Regions from separate parts of the Homo sapiens genome. Here region 1 is linked to region 2. A link is a contact called in ENCODE Hi-C data. All regions are on one chromosome and are shown on one strand. The core of a region is the stretch at or near the end of the contact, and the rest is flanking DNA. Distances in the headings are between cores, read along the strand shown.

Region 1 (3,946 bases), core at 1,022-3,521, 740 kb before region 2:
ACGCCCCTGGCCAGGCTCCATCTACGCGCTGTCAGACCCTCCCGCCGTCTGAAGAAGGCTTTTACTCTTCAGCCTATTCCAGTGGCAGAGAAGCTAAGGCTACAAAGGCGAACGCGAACAGTCAGATCTGACTTCGAATTCCGCTGTCATTGCTGCCAGGCGCACCACGAGGACGCGCGGTGACCGCCACCATGGCATTCGGCTGCCAAAGGTTTCCATCGACCTCTTTCCCATCACCAGCATCGCAGCGGGAAAGAATGTGCCTGGCGCCCTTCTGGGCACTGGGCATGGGGTGGTGAACAAAGTCCTCCAGAAATAAACCGGGTAATGAGCCCGGCAGCGGCCGGGGCAGGAAGGGACCTTCGCAGAGAGTGGTCAGGCACAGCCCCTCCGAGGAGGCGACGCTCAGCTGAGACCAGGGTGACGCAAAGGTGTCGGCCGGTTAGGCACCTGTGAGGAAGGAGGAGCCGGCAGAGTGCCAAGTAGAGGGAACAGCAAATGCCCGGCTCCTTTTATAACCACTGCTTCAGTTATCTTCCCCCAAAGCTTGAGAGGGGGCAACTTTGCTACATTTCACAGACGAGGAAGCTGAGGCCCAGAACGATGAAGGAATTTACAGAGCTGGGATTCGAACCCCGCGCTACCGTCAGTCCATCCCGGGCTCTGTCCAGCCGGTACCGCGCGCCGCCTTCTTCCTCCCGCACCGTGACCTTAACTCGGCACGTGCTGGCCCCTCGGGCTCCCCAGTCTCCGTACATTGTCCCACTCAGCTCTGATTGTGGGGAGGGGGCGGACCGAGGGGGCGGGGGGCGTCTTTCCGAAGGATCGCGGAAAGCCGCGCGCTGCCAGGGGCCCGGGGTTAGAGACCCCCACTCCCGCACGGCGTTAGGGACTCCGCGCTTCCCCGCCCCCGCCGCGGCCCGCCGGCTCTGCCTCTGTCCATGGTCAAAGCACCCGGGGTAATCCGCCTTTCTCTTCCGCCCGCCGGGCCCCATTCATATTCTAATCACAGCGCGGCCGACCCGCGAACGGCCACTTTATCGGGGCCCGCAGGAGACGCAGCTTGCTCCCCCTCACTTCCACTTCCAGCACCCCCCGGCCCTCGCCCCCCTCTTTCTGCACTTTCAACTCCGCCGAGGAGGGGGTCCCTGGGAAAACCGCGTCCCCACTTGGATGCCGGGGCTTCTCACAAACTTCGAGGCCGACTGGGGGACGGCGGTGGGGTGGGGAGGGCAGGGGGAGGGCGGAGGAACAGAGACAGACAGACTGACAGAGTTACGGGAAGAGGCGGGGGAGGGGGGACAGTACAGAGAGACCGAGGGGGATAGAGACAGAGAGGGGCAGAGTCCTAGGGGGAGACAAAGAGAAGTGGAGGCAGGGTCTGGACAGAGACACTAGCAGCCAAGGAAGGAGAAATGGACAGAGACAGAGACACAGAGGACGAGAGGGACAGAGAGCTAGAAACAGACACCGGGAGACAGGCGGAGAGAGACAGCGAGATGGAAGGAGAGAAACAGGATGAAGGACCCAGGCCCAGAGGAAGACAGAAAGTTCTGGAGGAGGCGAACCAGCCACTCACCTCCTCCCCGCCTAGCGGCCTTGTTACGCTCATATTGGGGCATGGGGTCTTAGGGATTCAGTTCCCCTTCCCCACCCTTTCCCCTTCAAGCTCGCTTCACTCCCCACGCGTGTCTGCGGATCCGCGTGCAAGGGGTCAAGACATACCCCCTCCCGCATTCTCAGGGCCACCACCCGAAATCTAACCCAGGACCAAAATGGGGGGTGGGTGGGGGCGCAAGAGAAGGAAGGGAGTGGGGCCCCACTCGTGGTAGCGCAGGCGACTCCCCAGGCTCCAGGAGTTCCCCGCGGCTCCCCCCCCGCCCGCGCCCCCCTCCCGGCCTGCCAGCACGGCGCGGGGCCCGATGGTGGGGAAGGGCCGGGAGGGGGAGGGGGCCACATCTAAGCCAATTTTGATTTCGCCTATAATGAGTGCCGGGCGAAGGCTGGAGAAGGCCTCTGGAACTTTAAATAAGAAAAACGTTGCTAATGCTATAATAGAAGGGGGAAGTCGGAGGGCTGGGATTGCGTCGCTCTGAGCCCCCCTTTTCGGAGGCGGCTTTTCTTATTCAAAACAGGCCCACAATGGGCTTCACAGTGCGCCTCGCCACGGCCCCATCTGACGAGCGGCCATTCATCAGGCCGGCTGGCCTATCAATGACATTGCTCCCATCGGGGCTCCTATAAAATGATGCTTTTTCCCATGAAACATCCGCAAACATTTTGACGGGTTTGGCTTTGCCCGGCTGGATTACTGAGTGTCCCCTTGCTCGCTCGCTTTTTCTCTCTCCCCCTTCTCCGAGCTCGCTCCCTTCTCTCCCTCTCTCTCCTCTTTTCTTCTTTCTCTTTTCTTTCCTCTTCTTTTTCTTTTCTTTTCCTTTCCTCCTTTATCCTTGTGCCCCCTCACTTTCTGCGTCTCTCTCTCTCCCCTTCTCCCTCCCTCCCTCCCTTCCTCCCTGGGCATCTCTAGCACAGGGGATCCCCAAACATCAGGACTTTTGGGGGGCGCCTGTGCTGTCCATGGGAAGAGCATGCATTGTGGGTTACTGGAGGAACCCGACATGGATTCCACAGGTTAGTCCTACTGGCGGGGTTGGGGGGATACATTGGGAGGGAAGGAGAAGGGAGAGGGGGAACTTTAGAAAGAAGTTGGGAAAAGTTCAGACGGGTCAACTTGACAGTGGAACCCCAAAGAATAACGCAGAGCTTGCAGAAGTTTTCAATTCGAGGCGATGTGTGTAACTGGATGCGTGGAAGTATGTGTATAAGCGTGTGATTGTGTACGTGTGTGAGTGTGTGTGCGTGCGCGCGCGCGAAGGAGCGCGCTTTCGCTTGCCCTGGACACAAAGTTACGTAAAGATGCGCTGGCTCGCGGCGAGCTCGAGGTGCCACTTGCAGAAACTTTGCCAGCCGACCGCCCCCTCCCGGACCCAGGTCCTCCTAGGGTATGGGGGCCTCGGAATAGCGGTGCGCTCGGGGTCTGGCGGCCAGGGCCGGGAAGCCGAGCGGAACGCCCCGAGGCGGGGGAGGGTGACGGCTTCGCACTGCGCCTGGGAGGTGGGGACCGAGGCTCCGGCTGGTAGAGACGCGCAGCTGGAGGGAGTGGCGGCGGCGAACCCGGTGGTCCGGGGGAATCCGCAGAAACGGGAGGTGGGAGTCCTGGGCTGTGGGGTCGGGCTTTTAGCTTTTCTGCCAGGAAGGGGCACCCAACGCCGGGCTCCACTAGGGAGCTGTGACCTTGCTGGAGGGAGGGCAGGACGCAGACTGGCCCGCTAAACTCGGCGTTGGGGTCTGCAAACTGCTCTGCAGTTCAAGAGCTGCTGGGCGTCAGTTTTGGGGGTGCGGCGGTCCTTAACAACGAAAAAAGGAGGCCAAGGAATCTTTCACAACGAAAACACCCGGTATCTCGGTTCTTCCTCCAGTAGTTTTCGCCACCTCCCACTCCTAGCACCTTTGAAGAGCCGTCACACTTCTAGATCTGTTAACGCTCCCTAAGTCCCTTGCAGGTGGAAGTTCTCTTACAGTTCACCCCCTCCCCTAGGCTCATTCTTGCAACCCGGCTATTTTCATTTTGGCCCCCTGCAGCCTCAGAATTTCTTAGGGTGATGAGTTTGGGGAGAGGCAGAAATAGGGCAGTGGACTCAGCCTGGGCCGTGGCGAGGTTTGAGAGAATGCCTGCAAGCATAAGCTGCTGAGCATTGCAGCGCGGAGCAACAAGTGCCTTCCAGCCCCGGCCGTCCCCTGAGCATGCACGTCCTTTCCTTGAGCAAATAAACAAATGCCGCACGAATGTCTCCCCAACTCCACCCCTAGGCAGGCTGGATATGGAAGTGGGGTGGGGGCTGGGGTCATCGGGGCATTGCCCCAGAAGGTCTTTCCTCGGTCCCTG
Region 2 (3,821 bases), core at 551-3,050:
TGTTCTTTTCCTTTTTTTTTTCTTTCTTTTGAGATGGAGTCTCACTCTGTCACCCAGGCTGAGGTGCAGTGGTGCAATCTTGGCTCACTGCAACCTCTGCCTCCTGGGTTCAAGCAATTCTTGTGCTTCAGCCTCCCGAGTAGCTGGGACTACAGGTGTGCACCACCATGCCTGGCAAATTTTTGTATTTTTAGTAAAGATGGGGTTTCACCATGTTGGTCTGGCTGGTCTCCAACTCCTGACCTCAAGTGATCTGCCCGCCTCAACCTCCCAAAGTGCTGGCATTACAGGCGAGAGCCACTGCACTCGACTGAGATTTTATTTTCTTTGGGTGTATACTCAGAAGTGGGATTGCTGGATCACATGGTAGTTCTATTTTTATTTTTGGGAACCTCCATGCTGTTTTCCATAATGGCTGTACTCATTTACACCCCACCATCAGTGTACAAAGGTTCTCTTTTTTCCACATCCTTGCCAACACTTGTTATCTTTTGACTTTTTGATAATAGCCATCCTTACAGGTGTGAAGTGATATTTCATTGTGGTTTTGATTTGCATCTCCCGAATGATTAGTGATGTTGAGCATATTTGCATATACCTGTTGGCCATTGTTGAACATTCAAAGCAACAATTTAAAAGCATATCCTTACGTCCTTCATCAATTTACAACAAATATTTACTGAGCACTTATACTGTGCCAGGACTATGCATGGGAACCCCTAGCCCAGTGTAGAATCCAGACAAGTAACCAGGCTTTTGCAACCTAGTGTTGCAAGGGCCCAGAAATCAGCAACCACAGAAGGGGATAGAGGCAGTGGAAGCACCGAAGCCAGTCTTGAAACATCTGGGCCAGCTTCCTATAGGAGGGGATTCTAAGCTGAGAGACACAGTGTGCGGAGCTAGGAATCCCCATGTGTGTAAGATATGGTTTCTGCCTGGGTGGGTGGGGACAGACAAGTAGATGACACGATGCTATTTGACACAGGAATGCAGCTAAGCCATGCATATATATATTATATCTTTCTTTAGTCAGGAAAGAAGATTCTCCTTTGAGCAAATTTACTCCTTTTAAGAAGGCCGAGCTATTTGGAAAGATGCCCACCAGGATGGCAAAGTGGTGCTTGAGCCCTCCCTGCAGCACACGCCCAGGACTTTGAAGCAGGGACAGGGTCCTCCTGGCTACTGAAAGGAATCGAGTTAACGCGCCCTAGTGGCAGGTGGCGAATGGCCGGAGATCCGGCCTCCCAGTGGTGTCCACCGCCACGGGCCTCCGCTCGACAGGCTTATTTCCCTCCATGCTGGAGCAAACCCCGGCTGAAAGAGGGCCGCACTAATTGGTTTGCGTACCCGAAGTGGGAATAGAGAGGGAGGAAAACCATGTTTCAGGTGTTACGGGGGGAAAAAAGTGAAATGCGAACCGCAGGGGAGAGAGCGACCGTCAGGCAGACACCTTGTGAACCGCGGTGGAGAGCACACCTAGGTGGGGAGGTCACCGGCCCAACCCACCACCCTCCGGGAGAATGCGGGCAGGGACAGCAGCAGGGGGCAGCATCCACGTCTCTACGCTTGCAAGGGTTCCCCAAGTCCCTGGCCACTGCTCCCCACTTCCTGCAGCCTCGGTGTCCGCCGGGGGCGTGTGTGAGGGGCGGGGCCGCATGGGGAGGAGGGATTTAAAAAAAAAAAAAAAAAGCGAGGTAATTAGCATTCTCCGATTCCACTGGCTCTCCGCCGCCCCTGCTTTGCATACGCCCGTCCCACTGGCTGCCCGGGGTTTGCTGGGGTTCGGCAAGGTTTGCAGCCGCCACGGCCGCTGCTGCGCTCCGGTGCAGGGCAGGCTGGCGCCGAGCGAACCAGGGCCGGGAACTGGGAGCCGGGAGCCGGGAGCCAGCTGCCCGCGGAGCTGCGGCGGCGGCGGCATCTGGGGTGGTCTCAGTCCCACGAACACCGTGGCCGGCGCCCGGTGGCTACTGCGCCCAGCGGGGCTCAGGGAAGAGCGGTCTAGACACTTTTTATTTTGGAAGAAAGGGGCAAGCCCCGGCGGGAGCTTCCTTCCCGGCCTGGCTCGCTCCCCATTGCGCCCAGCTCCGGCCCGGACTCTGGAAGATGACTCCAGGGTCTGCTCTGTATATTCCAGCGGCGGCAGTTCCGGGAGGCAGCCGAAAGTACTAACAGTTGGTAGCAGCGGCTAGTGGAAAAGTGAGCCAAGGCGGCGCGGACTCGGCTCTCCCCGCGCCCCGCGGCACTCGCTGCTCCTCGCCGCTCCTTCCCTTTGGCTCCCAGGCGGCTGCAGCATGAAGTGGCGCAGCGATGGCCAGGAGAGGTAAGAAGCCCGTGGTGAGAACGCTGGAGGATCTGACGCTGGACTCGGGTTATGGTGGCGCGGCGGACTCGGTGCGCTCCTCCAACTTGTCTTTGTGCTGTTCCGACTCGCACCCGGCGTCCCCGTATGGCGGGAGCTGCTGGCCGCCTCTAGCTGACTCCATGCACAGCCGGCACAACAGCTTTGACACTGTCAACACTGCCCTGGTGGAAGACTCCGAGGGGCTGGACTGCGCCGGCCAGCACTGCTCGCGGCTGCTGCCGGACCTAGACGAGGTCCCCTGGACTCTCCAGGAGCTGGAGGCGCTGCTGCTGCGTTCGCGGGATCCCCGGGCAGGCCCGGCGGTCCCCGGCGGCCTGCCCAAGGACGCGCTGGCCAAGCTGTCGACGCTGGTGAGCCGGGCGCTGGTGCGCATAGCCAAAGAGGCGCAGCGCCTGAGCCTGCGCTTCGCCAAGTGCACCAAGTACGAGATCCAGAGCGCCATGGAGATCGTGCTGTCCTGGGGCCTGGCCGCGCACTGTACGGCGGCTGCGCTGGCCGCACTGTCCCTCTACAACATGAGCAGCGCCGGCGGCGACCGCCTGGGCCGCGGCAAGTCGGCCCGCTGCGGCCTCACCTTCTCCGTGGGCCGCGTGTATCGCTGGATGGTGGACAGCCGCGTGGCGCTGCGCATCCACGAGCACGCCGCCATCTACCTGACAGCCTGCATGGAGAGCCTCTTCCGGGACATCTACTCGCGGGTCGTGGCCTCCGGGGTGCCCCGGAGCTGCAGTGGCCCTGGGTCAGGCTCGGGCTCCGGCCCAGGCCCGAGCTCGGGCCCTGGTGCGGCCCCCGCGGCGGATAAAGAGCGGGAGGCGCCCGGGGGAGGAGCGGCGAGCGGCGGCGCCTGCAGCGCAGCCAGCAGCGCCAGCGGGGGCAGCAGCTGTTGCGCCCCGCCGGCCGCCGCGGCCGCCGCAGTCCCGCCGGCAGCCGCCGCCAACCACCACCATCACCACCACCATGCGCTCCACGAGGCGCCCAAGTTCACCGTGGAGACCCTGGAGCACACGGTCAACAACGACTCGGAGATCTGGGGTCTCCTGCAGCCCTACCAGCACCTGATCTGCGGGAAGAACGCCAGCGGTAAGTGTCTGCGCGGGTGCCACTCCCTCTCACCTAACCTGGCCAACTCTTGGCGCAAGTTTGCCTCGCGTCCCCCTCCCGCGTCTTCCCAGCCACGCGCTGCTGTCCCAAGCCGCTGAGGAGGCGGCCGGGCTGGAGGTAGCCAGAACAAGAGGTTGCCTGTTTGCTCCTGCACTCGGGTGCGCGTATTTCACGCTGCTGGTGCTGTCCCAGGTCCGGGAGCGCGAGGTTCCGCCCCCGGTGCGGGGCGGGGCGACAGCTGCCTCCAGCAGGCAGTGAGCAAAACCCAGCACCATTTTTTGGAGCAGGGTTGAGATCATTTGCGCTTAGTACATATACTCCACCCCTGCACTGTTTGTTTTGACCTTGAAGATGCCAC

Evidence for each region. Hi-C counts contacts between places; a loop is a spot of excess contacts on that map. Pooled maps may share reads with other maps.
Region 1: a loop to region 2 is called in a map with no recorded cell type, with 11 times the contacts of the local background. The contact joins the promoter of RFX4 here to the promoter of ABTB3 in region 2. A Hi-C loop is called at or near these places in 8 of 37 single-sample maps with no recorded cell type and 2 of 50 pooled maps.

Annotation. Positions count from the first base shown.
Region 1 is chr12:106,580,733-106,584,678 of GRCh38, forward strand. RFX4 (regulatory factor X4) reads left to right here and starts at 2,272. Exons shown (of 18, transcript NM_213594.3): 1 at 2,272-2,631. The coding sequence starts at 2,589. All of the region lies in intron 1 of LOC100287944 (a long non-coding RNA gene), which reads right to left. RefSeq lists enhancers at 351-1,233, 2,722-3,306.
Region 2 is chr12:107,316,634-107,320,454 of GRCh38, forward strand. ABTB3 (ankyrin repeat and BTB domain containing 3) reads left to right here and starts at 1,801. Exons shown (of 17, transcript NM_001018072.2): 1 at 1,801-3,442. The coding sequence starts at 2,308. RefSeq lists an enhancer at 2,303-3,022.